4 separate regions of the Homo sapiens genome follow, and regions 2, 3 and 4 are each linked to region 1. Evidence: chromatin contacts called from ENCODE Hi-C or POLR2A ChIA-PET data. All regions are on one chromosome and are shown on one strand. Each heading gives the region's core, a stretch centred on a gene start or an enhancer-like site at or near the end of the contact. The rest is flanking DNA. Distances are from core to core; before and after follow the strand shown. Region 1 holds the start of ANAPC7 (anaphase promoting complex subunit 7). Region 2 has its middle 57 kb from the start of ATP2A2. Region 3 holds the start of TCTN1 (tectonic family member 1). Region 4 overlaps IFT81 (intraflagellar transport 81).

Region 1 (2,745 bases), core at 130-2,629:
AGGATTTTTTTTTTTTTTTGAGACGGAGTCTCGCTCTGTCGTCCAGGCTGGAGTGCAGTGGTGCTACTTCGGCTCACTGCAAGCTCCGCCTCCCGGGTTCACGTTATTCTTCTGCCTCAGCCTCCCGAGTAGCTGGGACTACAGGCGCCCGCCACCACGCCTGGCTAAATTTTTTTGGTATTTTTTAAGCAGAGACGGGGTTACACTGTGTTAGCCAGGATGATCTCGATCTCCTGACCTCGTGATCCGCCCGCCTCGGCCTCCCAAAGTGCTGGGATTACAGGCATGAGCCACTACGCCCGGCCAATAAAGGATATTAAGCAGGAGAGGGACATGCACTCAAGGATGGAATCAGCTCAGTGCTTCAAGGAAACATGAAAGGCGCCACGCCCACCCATTAATGGAGTCTCCCGTTTCCTTTTTTTGAGACAGGCAGTCGTTCTGTCGCCCACGGTAAAGGACAATGATGCGATCACGGCTCACTGCAGCCTCGACCTCCTGGGTTCAAGCGATCCTCCTGCCTCAGCCTCCCGAGTAGCTGGGACCGCAGGCACGCACCATCACGCCCGGCTAATTGTTTAATTTTTACTTTTCGTAGAGGCAGGGTCTCCCTATGTTGCCCAGGTTGGTCTTGAACTCCTGGGCTCAAGCGATCCTCCCGCCTCGGCCTCCCAAAGGGCTCGTATTAGAGGCGTGAGCCACCGCGCCCGGCCCCGTTTTCAGGGGTTTCCCAAGGCCAGAAAGTGGACCCTCCTGATACACTTAACGGGGGGACCAATCTCAGATGCGGGGGCTAGCGCATAAAAACCAGGAGGCTGGGTCCCTGAGCTGCAGCGAGAGAAAAAAACGTTCTTCTGGAAGGAGCCGAGAGGGAAGGATTCAGCCTAGCGATGTGACAGTCGCGCTGCCCCGCGACAGGTGCCTCAGGAAACCCTCGCCTGGGTCGTCCTCAGAGCCTCTGCCTTCTATGTCTCCAAGCCGCCGCTCGCCACATCCCCGCGGGACTTGACGCCGGCACCCAGTGAACCCAACTTGCGCTCCGAAGTCTGCTCCGCTCCAGGACGCCCTCGCAGACCCCGGAGCCTCCGCTGGCGCCGGCGGCCGCTCCTTCCCGCCTGTTCCCACGTGCCCTGAGCCCCCGCTCCCAGACCGCCGCCGCTTTCTCCTCAGCCCCAGGCAGCTACCCGCCTCAACTCACGGGTTGTTATTACTCATTGTAAGTAACAAGCTGCTGAGGAGCCGCACGTTGGAGTGCAGCCCCGCGGCCGCCATGTCCCGCACGTGGTCTATCACATTCATCCTGCTCTGCAAAGCCGCGGGCAGCGGCGGCAGCACTGACTCGAAAAGCCGGTAGAGGATCCTTAGGGAAGACTCCAAAATGGCGGCGTCGCCGGGGTCCATCGGGTCCACACGCGGCACCACCCCCAAGCAAGAGGTAACTACTGAAGTGCCCGAATAAAAAGAAACTCGAGTCCCTGCTCCTGTCGTGGTCCTTTTCAGGTGAAATGAGTTGTTATTTTTACGCAAAAATCACGTTATCATCCTAAACTGCAAACTTTACTGAGGATTTACAATGAGACAAAAGGCACCTTATAAGACTACTCGGTCAATTTGAATGAGTCTGAGAGGAATTTGTGCCTCTCAGAAATTAAAATGTGTGGGTATTTACCGAAATAAAATACAGTAAGGTGAGGAAAAACGCTCCAACTGGAATTAAATATTCTAATCGGGCGCCAGGGACAGACCTAACGGCCTTTACAGTGGCGCATGCGCACCAGGCTAGGGCCGCCGCGCCCCTCCTCAGGTGTTTTGTGTTCCTGCCAAGTCAGGCTTCGGCCCTGGGGGAACTCCTTGGTTCGAGGGGTATATTTCCCCATGTAAAATTATTCCCTAGATCCGTGGAAATAAAGGCTGGATCCAGGAATTAGCTGATACCCATATAAACCAGTATGTGTCTGGCACACTTAACGTTTTAGGAAAGTTTTACACAAGTTATTGGGACGCTCACAACAATCCATAAAGTTGAAGTTGTCATTCCCTTCCCACAAGGGAAGAAACTGCCTGCTTAAATTTTGTGCTCAGGTTGTTAAATGGTTGACTTGGAATCAGATCGACTGGTTAATTATGTTGGATCGCAAACTCAAATGTATACAGGGACCAGGGAGGTAACTGAGCCAATGAGGCAGTTTAGGTCGTTGAGTCAGAGTCCGAATATTCTCCACAGTCATCCTCTCAGATCTAGCCTATCGCTCCTTTCTTAAAGGAGACAGTCGTTTTGGTCTAGATTTTGTTTTCATTTGATTTTTACAGTAGTAGATGCAAAAAAAATGCTCTGAAAAAATCACAGTGTATCTTCATCAGCAACTTTTTCAGCTCTTAACATTTTGTCACAGTTGAAGCTCCTGTAGATCCTTTTCCCATCTCATCCCCTACTCTAGTTTCCTGGATGTGTGAGACCTTCTATTTGATTTTGGTGGGCATCATCACTGTGAACTTTTCTTTTTTCTTTTTTTCGAGACGGAGTTTTGCTCTTGTCGCCCAGGCTGGAGTGCAAAATCTCAGCTCACTGCAACCTCTGTCACCCGGGTTCAAGGAATTCTCCCTGCCTCAGCTTCCCGAGTAGCTGGGATTACAGGCGCCTGCCACCACTGTCATGTGCGTCCGTGTGAAGAGACCACCAAACAGGCTTTGTGTGAGCAACAAGGCTGTTTGTTTCACCTGGGTGCAGGCAGGATGGTAGCAGCA
Region 2 (2,736 bases), core at 101-2,600, 180 kb before region 1:
AAATTTGCAGAATTCTTCTGAGTTGAATATGAAAAATGGCAAACTGATAACTTGTCAAAGCTGTCTCTACAAAGGCAAAGTCAAAGTTTGCATTGAAAAATGACTTTGTAGCTGGGCACAGTGGCTCACGCTTGTAATCTCAGCACTTTGGGAGGCCAAGGCAGGCAGATCGCCTGAGGTCAAGAGTTCGTGACCAGCCTGACCAACAAGGAGAAATCCCATCTCTGCTAAAAATACAAAATTAGCCAGGCGTGGTGGTGTATGCCTGTAATCCCAGCTACTCGGGAGGCTGAGGCAGGAGAATCACTTGAACCTGGGAGGTGGAGGTTGCAGCGAGCCAGATTGCTCCATTGCACTCCAGCCTGGGCAACAAGAGCGAAACTCCATCTCAAAAAAAAAAAAGAAAAAAGAAAAAGAAAAATGACTTTGTATGCAGGTGTGTGTCTTATAGAAGCCTTGTCTTATGCAGGCATTCTACCCTATATTAGTGACTAATGAGTGTGAGTAAATGACTTGTTTCTACAAAGGATTCTAGGTGCTTACATCATTCATCTTGTCTGGCATGAAGGAGTCTTTAGCCCCAGGGAACGGGTAAGATAGCATCCTGATGATTAACTTTCTTTAAACTTGGTTTTATCAGTAACGTCATTGTTACTGATTGTTACTCACCTACAGGTGAGGAGTAGATTACATATGCAACAGATCTTTCTTTTTTAGACAATTCATGGCAGCCAGGAGAGAAATAAAGCTGTATCTTTATTAAATATGTAAATTATTCCTCCACTCATACTGGCTTAGCTCCTCTTCCTCTTCCTTTTAATGAGAGCAGTTTAAATTAGAGCTGCTTGGCGTATGGCAGCCAGGCCTGGGATGAGTGTTTTGTCTCGGGGGATGGAGAGGGATCATTAAAAGTTATCTATGTATTTTTTATCTTTGACCCTACTGTCTTAAGATAATCTTAAAAAGAGAAGTTGACTGTAAATATTGTTTAGCCCCACCCCATCCTTGCAAAAGAAATCAAAAAATAAAACACAGATCCCAAATAAGTATTTTTAAGAGACTTGGACAAACATATGCTTTCTGCTCCTATGCTCCCTCTTTTGGCAAACTGGAAGTACTTTCTTGGCAAACATCGATATTTTCACAATTTCCTTTCCAGAATTGCTGAGAGGCTTGAGTCACCAAACTTGGTTTACTGCTATGGAAATTCACTATTCCGAGCACAGGAAGAAATTAAAGATTTTTGTTTTTCGGTGAAAGTATGTGTTTACACCTCAGTTCAGAGTGTAACAGCAGGTTCCTGGCTTGGCTGCTTAATGCTGCATGCGATATCCTGGTAAACAGTCATAGAATTTTGGAGCTTGAAAGGAACCTCAGAATGATTCATATAATCATTTATTAGATCAGGAGCTTTGAGGGATCTCTTCCAACCTCTCTCCAGTGTGGAAATCAGTTCTGTAGCGCATGTAGCGAATCACTTTCCAGCCATAGTAGTGTACCCGCAATGCGGCTCACTCCTCATGAGGGAGCCTGTTTCATTGTTAGAGCACAACCTAATTAAGTTATTGGTTCTGAAACTGAAGCAGACTTACAAAGGACTTTTTATGAACTTCAGTTATGCAAAGCAAGATTTAACAAATTTTATTCCCTGAAGCTCTAATCACGACCATGATCATGAGTGATTCAAGCAAATAACCTGGTACTGAGCACTCCATTTGTACCAGGCACTGTCCTAAATGCTTTATATGTGTAGAACTAACATAACTCTCACAATAACCTTATGAGGCAGCTGCAATTATCCGCATTTTATAGATAAGGGAACTGAAGCACAGAGAGACTTTCACAATATTATACAACTAATGATTGTGGCAGAGCCAGGATCCAAAACCTGTGCTCTTAAGTACTTATATTGCAGTGTGACCCATGTATATACCTATTGTATATAAGCAAACAGATTGATGTCTGTTTATGAGTTATGGTATGAAATAATTTTTAGTGCTTATTATAAAATTATAGTACCTTTTTTTAAAAAATGTGTTTGCTTACTATACCTAAAGAATAAACTTTACTAAATGGTTAAAAGTAACCTCAACCAACCAGATGAGGGAATTATACTGAAAATAAATGTTCAGTAAATGAATGAAAGAAATGAGTAGTAGTTTTAAATACAGAGCAAACTGAAACTTTATAGGGTTATCATTTAAATCTATCTGTGTGTTAAAATCATGCATGTCTCCAATTGCTGGACATTTAGATCAACTCCAGTTTTTCACTTTATGAACAATGCTGGAATGAAACTTAAAGATTGAAATACAGCTGGGTGGCCAGGCACGGTGGCTCACGCTTGTAATCTCAGCACTTTGGGAGGCTGAGGTGGGCGGATCATGAGGTCAGAAGTTCCAGACCAGCCTGACCAACCCAGTGAAACCCCATCTCTACTAAAAACACAAAAATTAGCTGGGCGTGGTGGCAGGTGCCTATAATCCCAGCTACTTGGGAGGCTAAGGCAGGAGAATCTTGAACCCAGGAGGCCTCCGCCTGGGTTGCAGTGAGTCGAGGTCACACCACTGCACTCCAGCTTGGGCGACAGAGCTAGACTCCGTCTGGAGAAAAAAAAAAAAAGAAAGAAAGAAATACAGCTGGGTGTGGTGCTCATGCCTTATCCTAGCACTTCGGGAGGCTACGGCAAGAGAATCACTTGAGCCCAGGAATTTGAGGCCAGCCTGGCCAACATGG
Region 3 (3,013 bases), core at 302-2,801, 210 kb after region 1:
AGAGATGTGGTTTCACCATGTTGCCCAGGCTGGTCTCAACTCCTGGACTCAAGCGATCCTCCCAAAGGGCTGGGAGTACAGGTGTGAGCCACTGTGCCTGGCCACGTCTAAGTACTTCGACATCTACTTCTGAACTGTATGGAGATTAAGTGTCAAAGGTGCAGCCAACATTCTTGGGCTTGGGTACCTCCTAAATAAGCCCATTCAGAATGGAGAGGGTTTCCTAAATCGTAGGGTCTCCAGGTCGTTTTGTAGCATTACAGTGGATTTGCTTTGTTTTCCCCTTTAAGATGTCTAAATTATTTTACTTAATTTTTGTAAAAGATTTTTGTCTTTAAATAGGTTCTTAGGCCTGGCGTGGTGGCTCATGCCTGTAATCCTAGCTCTTTGGGAGGCTGAGGCGGGAGGATCACTTGAGGCCAGGAGTTTGTGACTAGCCTGATCAACATAGTGAGACCCCCTCTCTACAAAAAATAATAAAAGGTATTAAGTGTTCATTTGTCCCCTTTATCACAATACAGCAGACAGAAGTTATCTGGCAACCTTGTGAGATGCAGCTAAAATAAAAAGGTGAAGCCAGTGTTGACAGAGTCTGGGATAGAGAAAATTCAGAGACAGTGATCTCACAGATCCCTGTGCTCCTTCCAAACACCCACGTTAGTGGCGTTGGGACGGCGCTTCCTAAATTTCCGTCCAACTCATCTGCTTGCGTCCGGACATTTGTTAAAAATATTTATTCCTGGCTGGGAGTGGTGGCTCACGCCTGTAATCCCAACTACTCAGGACTCAGGAGGCTGGAGCAGGTGGATCACTTGAACCAGGAGTTCGATACCAGTCCGGGCGACGGAGGGAGACCTCGTCTTTACAAAAAAAAAAAAAAAAAAAAAAAAATACAAAAATTAGCTGGGTATGGTGGCGCGCGCCTGAGTTCCCAGCTACTCAGGAGGCTGAAGTGGGAGGATTGCTTGAGTCCCAGAGGTCGAGGCTGCAGTGAGCCGAGATCGCGCTACTGCACTCCAGCCTGGGCGACAGAGTGAGACCCTGTCTCAAAAAAAATCCCCCAAAAACTGATTCCTGGGTCCTGCCCTAGACTAACTGACTCAGGATCTCCTGAGGTGGTACCTGGAAATCCGTCTTTTTTTTTTTTTTTTTTTTTTTTGGTTGAGACAGAGTGTCACACTGTCGCCCAGGCTGGAGTGCAGTGGCACGCTCACGGCTCTCTGTAGCCTTCACCTCCCGGGTTCAAGCGATTCTTCTGCCTCAGCCTCCCGAGTAGCTGGAACTACAGAAAATCTGCATTTTTTAAGCAAGCGCCGCGGACCGGTTGGAAACCACAGCCGGGATTTACACGCCCCTCGTTTACGCCAGCTTCACACCCGCTCACTAGTGCTCGCCCCTGTGCCTGCCATCGCTGCCTCACCCAGGCGCCGCCCTCCGGCCTCATCCGGGATCCGCCCCCTGCCTCATCCAGGCTTCGCCCCAGTCAGTCTCCGGCAGCTTCTCGCGGCTTCGCAAGCCCCTTCCCGTGATGCCCCGCGCCTGGCTGTCGCGGTTGCCGGGCAACGCGCTGTCCATGTCGCGGGCCTCGCTGGGACTCCCTGGGAGATGAGGCCGCGAGGTCTCCCGCCGCTCCTGGTGGTGCTCCTGGGCTGCTGGGCCTCCGTGAGCGCCCAGACCGATGCCACCCCGGCGGTGACGACAGAGGGCCTCAACTCCACCGAGGCAGCCCTGGCCACCTTCGGAACTTTCCCGTCGACCAGGCCCCCCGGGACTCCCAGGGCTCCAGGGCCCTCCTCCGGCCCCAGGCCTACCCCAGTCACGGACGGTGGGTACCATGTGCCAGCTCCTGGAGTCCACAGTGATCCAACCTCAAGGGGACAGCCCCGGTGAGGACGTAATAATGATAGCTAACTCTTATTGAGCACTTACTGTGTGCAGACACTGCTGAGTGTTCCATAAACGTCCATTCTCTAAACAATAACCCTGAGAAGTAGCTGTTACTATCACTGTCAGGTAAATGAGAAAACCGGGTCTCAGAGTTTAAGTGGAACGGTATCAAACCTTTGAAAATACTTGAAGTGGTCCCAGACAACAGTGATGCAAAGAGCAATAATGAATTCTTGCAGCCCAAGACGAAATTAAGTCGAGACAATGGTGGAAATTAGTGCCTTGGCTGCACTGAACTTTCACTTAAAGAGAGGCCAAAGGTCTATCTTACTAAATGTGACTATGTTAAGACCCTTCTCTGTTGACCTGAATTCTAAAAACCCAGGATTCCTCCTGTGTTGAATTGGAGGTGGAAAGCTATTGAGGGAGGGGTTATGCTCACTTCTTAGGAGTCATATGTAGGGATAATTAACATTTTTTTCAGAAAATGATTAATTCTAGAATTACACATTTAGTGGAAATATTTTATAATCTAATTTGACGTTTGGCTGGCGCCGTGGCTCACGCCTGTAATCCCAGCACTTTGGGAGGTCAACTCGGGTGGATTGCTTGAGGTAGGAGTTCAAGATCAGTCTGGTCAAAATGGCGAAACCCAGTCTCTACTAAAAATAGAAAAAATAGCCGGGCATGGTGTAATCCTAGCTACTCGGGAGGCTGAGGCAGGAGACTCGCTTGAACCCAGGAGGCAGAGGTTGCAGTAATTACCACTGCACTCCAGACTGGGCGACAGAGCAAGACTGTCTCAAAAAAAAAAATTGACATGGATGACTTCACTGAATGACTGTGACCCGCTAAGATTGAGTGCAAAACTTTGTGAATATGCCTTTTCCTGAGATGAGAGTTCATAGCAGCCGATTCTTAAAGTGGTTCATGATCTCAAAAAAAGTTTTTAAAATTTTCCGATTGTGTGAATTGAGAGTAACCCCAATAGATATGCAGTACTTTTAATCTTTTTTTATTCTTTTTTTGTTTTTGAGACAAGGTCTCGCTCTGTTACCCAGGCTGGAGTGCAGTGGCGTGATTATATCTCACTTAAGTCTCAATCTGCTGGGCTCAAGGGATCCTT
Region 4 (3,004 bases), core at 48-2,547, 240 kb before region 1:
AAACCTCATTTTTGGCTTTGAAAAGTTATTGAATCCATACTGTTACAAATTGGCAGTGAACCTTCACTGTGCCAAACAAATGAATTGCTCCCATAGTACCACTTTTCTCTGTGGTACTTCAGGTTGTACCCTCCCAATGTGCCTTTTAGCTTGCTGGGGAAGTAGTAGATTCAGGAAGTCAACATGTGATTGAAAAATTCCCTTGGCTTTTAACATCCACTTCCAAATTGGTTTAAGACATGGGAGTGTTTTAAATGATATCTGGAAGTCAACAGTGTATGCTTCATGACATCTTTGCTGTCTAGAGAAAAAAATAAAAGATCAATTATGCAGCAGTTTCGCTTTACAAGAGACTATGCCACCTCCTAGCATTTTTATCTTTTCTTAAGAAAATGCTGCCTAAATCACAGGAAATACTAATTGTTATGGCCGTATTTGGCATAAATAGTACTTACAATTCAGTGTTAGATGTTCCCTCTATGCAAATGTGAGGGAAAAAACCTAGTGCCAGGTTATTAGCCTTTATTTTTGAGAAATCATGGTGAATAGGAGACGGATCCAATGACAGGGAAAAAAAAAAGCAGTCTTTTTTTTTAAGGGGAAAAAGATGTCATCATTTGGAAATGATAACTTAATTTTTGAACAATGTCTGGTCGGAAAAGAACAAATCAAGTAAGGTATTTGGCAGTTACCTAAAAGAACAGAAGGTATCGGGGAACATTAAGCATAATTTTATAAAGAACAAATCTTGGTATACCAGTTTTATTTTCTACTATGATAAAGTGATAGGCCATATGGACAAAAGAGAAGAAGTTTCTTATATTTAAAATTATATAATACAGCTGGAGGTATAATTCACTGAGGTGCCTGATTTAGTATCACATGGTTCACTGAGGTTTCTGGTTTGATATCACATAGTAATCTCCAAAAAATCATGTCCTTTGCCCCCCATCTGTTAAACAGTTGGTGAGAAGGTATTGATAATTAGTGGCATGGTGTTTGGAAAGAACACTATGCCAGGAATCACATGCAAAATGAGGAAAGGGGGACTCACATTTATTGAGCACTTTTTATACAAAGCTCTGTTCCAGGTACTTTGCAAATAGATACTTTTTTACTTCTTGTAAAAGGTGTTGTTACCATTTCCCTGTCACAGTTGAGTGATGCTCGAGGAGATTGCAGTTTCACACAGCTAGTAAGTGGCCAAGCTAAGACCCAGGACCTCTCTAAGATCTGTTGACCTTGAAGAAATTACTCGACCTCCCTGAGGCTTCTCTATCTGTAAAATGGGGCTGATTGCTCTTTATTATCTCTAGGAAAGGCACATGAAATAATAGGTGCTAAAGCTTCTGAGAAACTCAAAGGCTCAGTCAACATATAACACCTGGCATCTGAAAGTAATCATTTGCATGGGTGGTATGTTAACTATGTGTGTCAGAGGCAGCATGGTGGAGTGGTTAAGAGTGGCTCTAGAACTTGGTTGTTTGAGTGCAAATCCTGGTTTTGCCGTTTACCAGCTGGATGACCTTGGACGAGTTCCTTACCCTCTTTATACTCAGCTGTAAAATGTGAATGTTTGTAGTATGTAACTCCTAGAATTATTTTGAGGATTAATTGAACATGCTTAGAACAGCACTAGGCACATAGTAAATGCTGTGTGTTAGTTCTTAGTATTTGTATATTTTTGTCAATCACTTGGATGAAGAATTTGAAAGCTAGAAATATAGTTCACAGCTTAAAAGTTGAAACTAGTATTTCCCAGACTGGGAGCAATTTAGTGGAAATAAATATGAAATAGTTTCTGTTTAGGAATAAATAATTTACACAAATTTAAAATGGAATAAGATAGCATTAATGAGAATAATTCTAGCTGCCATTCTCTGAGCAGTTACTGCATGCTCAGTCTTGAGCACTTAAAAAATATAGCTTTAGTAATGGTTATACAACAGCAACATGAATGTACTTAAAGCCACAGAACTGTATACTTAAAAATGGTAAAAGTGGTAAATTTTATGTTATCTCACAATATACCCTAATTCATCCTCTCAGAAAGCCTCTGAAGTAAATATTACCTCCATTTTGTAACTTAAGAAACAGAGAAATTGAAATAATTTTCCCAAAGTTACACAGTTAGCATGTAAGAGACTATTGCCATCCTAATGGCAATATTTTATTGCCATCAAATATGATTCCTAAAATTTACCCATTCCTATAGTGCCTTGGAGATGGCACTATTAGAATGGGTAAATTTTAGGAATCATATTTGACTCTAAAGAGGACTACACTGTGAACAATCATTAATTGGGAAGTGTATATTTGCCAGAAATTATATGACAGCCATTTGTTTGGATGTAAAACTTTATTCCTTGATTGTCGATATGTAGTTATTTGATTGATCTTATCTTGGAAAAATTTAGGAACATAATGTTAATTTGCGTAAATGTAACAAGTTCTAGACATATACAGTGATTTATATTCTTTAGTCATTTTCTTTTTAGAGGTCCATTAGCAGTTTTTAGTTTGGTGGTGAAGTATACATTTTGATGCTTCCTACTGCCATTAAAGTTAATGTTCCAGATGTTACATACTGTCTAAGAGTTTTAGCTCTTCTGATTGCAGATGCTACAGATATTTTTTTCTTTACTAGGCCTTTTTATTGGTATTTCATTGGTTTTCCTTATTAGTAAAAGACGAAGTTTCTGGAAGTACTTCCCCCCCATTGTACTTTATCATTTTAACATTTTATTTTCATAAAGTAAGGCAGTACACAGGAATAAGCACAGGCATGTATTTTTCTCTTATCTGCCAGAGTTCTGACATAAGTAGGAATTGCTTGAACAGTTGAAATGATCTTCTCAGTGATAAAAGATACATTTTCCTACCCATCCAGTCAATCTTGATTTCTTTCCCTTCATACCAGTATTTGAAAGATGATAGAAACTACACTCTATTAAATGACTACATTTAGTTTAGAGATTACACCCTGCTAACATAACTGAAAATA

What was found. A loop is a pair of places that touch in the nucleus more often than their neighbours do. ChIA-PET counts read pairs that join two places held with the same protein, here RNA polymerase II (POLR2A). Pooled maps may share reads with other maps.
Region 2: a map of mammary epithelial cell shows a loop between it and region 1 (2.4-fold over the local background). The contact joins the enhancer-like site here to the promoter of ANAPC7 in region 1. A Hi-C loop is called at or near these places in 1 of 168 maps with a recorded cell type or tissue (mammary epithelial cell) and 1 of 50 pooled maps. POLR2A ChIA-PET finds 5 or more read pairs at or near these places in 2 of 52 experiments (H1 and K562).
Region 3: a loop to region 1 is called in a pooled map, with 4 times the contacts of the local background. The contact joins the promoter of TCTN1 here to the promoter of ANAPC7 in region 1. A Hi-C loop is called at or near these places in 7 of 50 pooled maps. POLR2A ChIA-PET finds 5 or more read pairs at or near these places in 3 of 52 experiments (A549, IMR-90 and activated CD4-positive, alpha-beta T cell).
Region 4: a pooled map shows a loop between it and region 1 (2.5-fold over the local background). The contact joins the enhancer-like site here to the promoter of ANAPC7 in region 1. A Hi-C loop is called at or near these places in 1 of 50 pooled maps. POLR2A ChIA-PET finds 5 or more read pairs at or near these places in 3 of 52 experiments (Caco-2, OCI-LY7 and activated naive CD8-positive, alpha-beta T cell).

Annotation. Positions count from the first base shown.
Region 1 is chr12:110,402,329-110,405,073 of GRCh38, forward strand. It overlaps ANAPC7 (anaphase promoting complex subunit 7), which reads right to left and starts at 1,380. Exons shown (of 11, transcript NM_016238.3): 1 at 1,199-1,380. The coding sequence starts at 1,299.
Region 2 is chr12:110,223,366-110,226,101 of GRCh38, forward strand. No RefSeq gene overlaps it. Among named protein-coding and RNA genes, the nearest start is that of ATP2A2, 57 kb to the right of the region's middle. RefSeq lists an enhancer at 381-881. Within about 2 kb of position 1,351, at least 14 of the 41 ENCODE cell types and tissues checked have a DNase peak (open chromatin) inside an H3K27ac peak, as active enhancers do; they include mammary epithelial cell, where a contact is called at or near this core.
Region 3 is chr12:110,612,578-110,615,590 of GRCh38, forward strand. It overlaps TCTN1 (tectonic family member 1), which reads left to right and starts at 1,552. Exons shown (of 15, transcript NM_001082538.3): 1 at 1,552-1,825. The coding sequence starts at 1,606. RefSeq lists an enhancer at 1,829-1,878.
Region 4 is chr12:110,164,519-110,167,522 of GRCh38, forward strand. The region is part of intron 11 of IFT81 (intraflagellar transport 81); the gene reads left to right. Among named protein-coding and RNA genes, the nearest start is that of IFT81, 42 kb to the left of the region's middle. Within about 2 kb of position 1,298, at least 2 of the 41 ENCODE cell types and tissues checked have a DNase peak (open chromatin) inside an H3K27ac peak, as active enhancers do; they include OCI-LY7, where a contact is called at or near this core.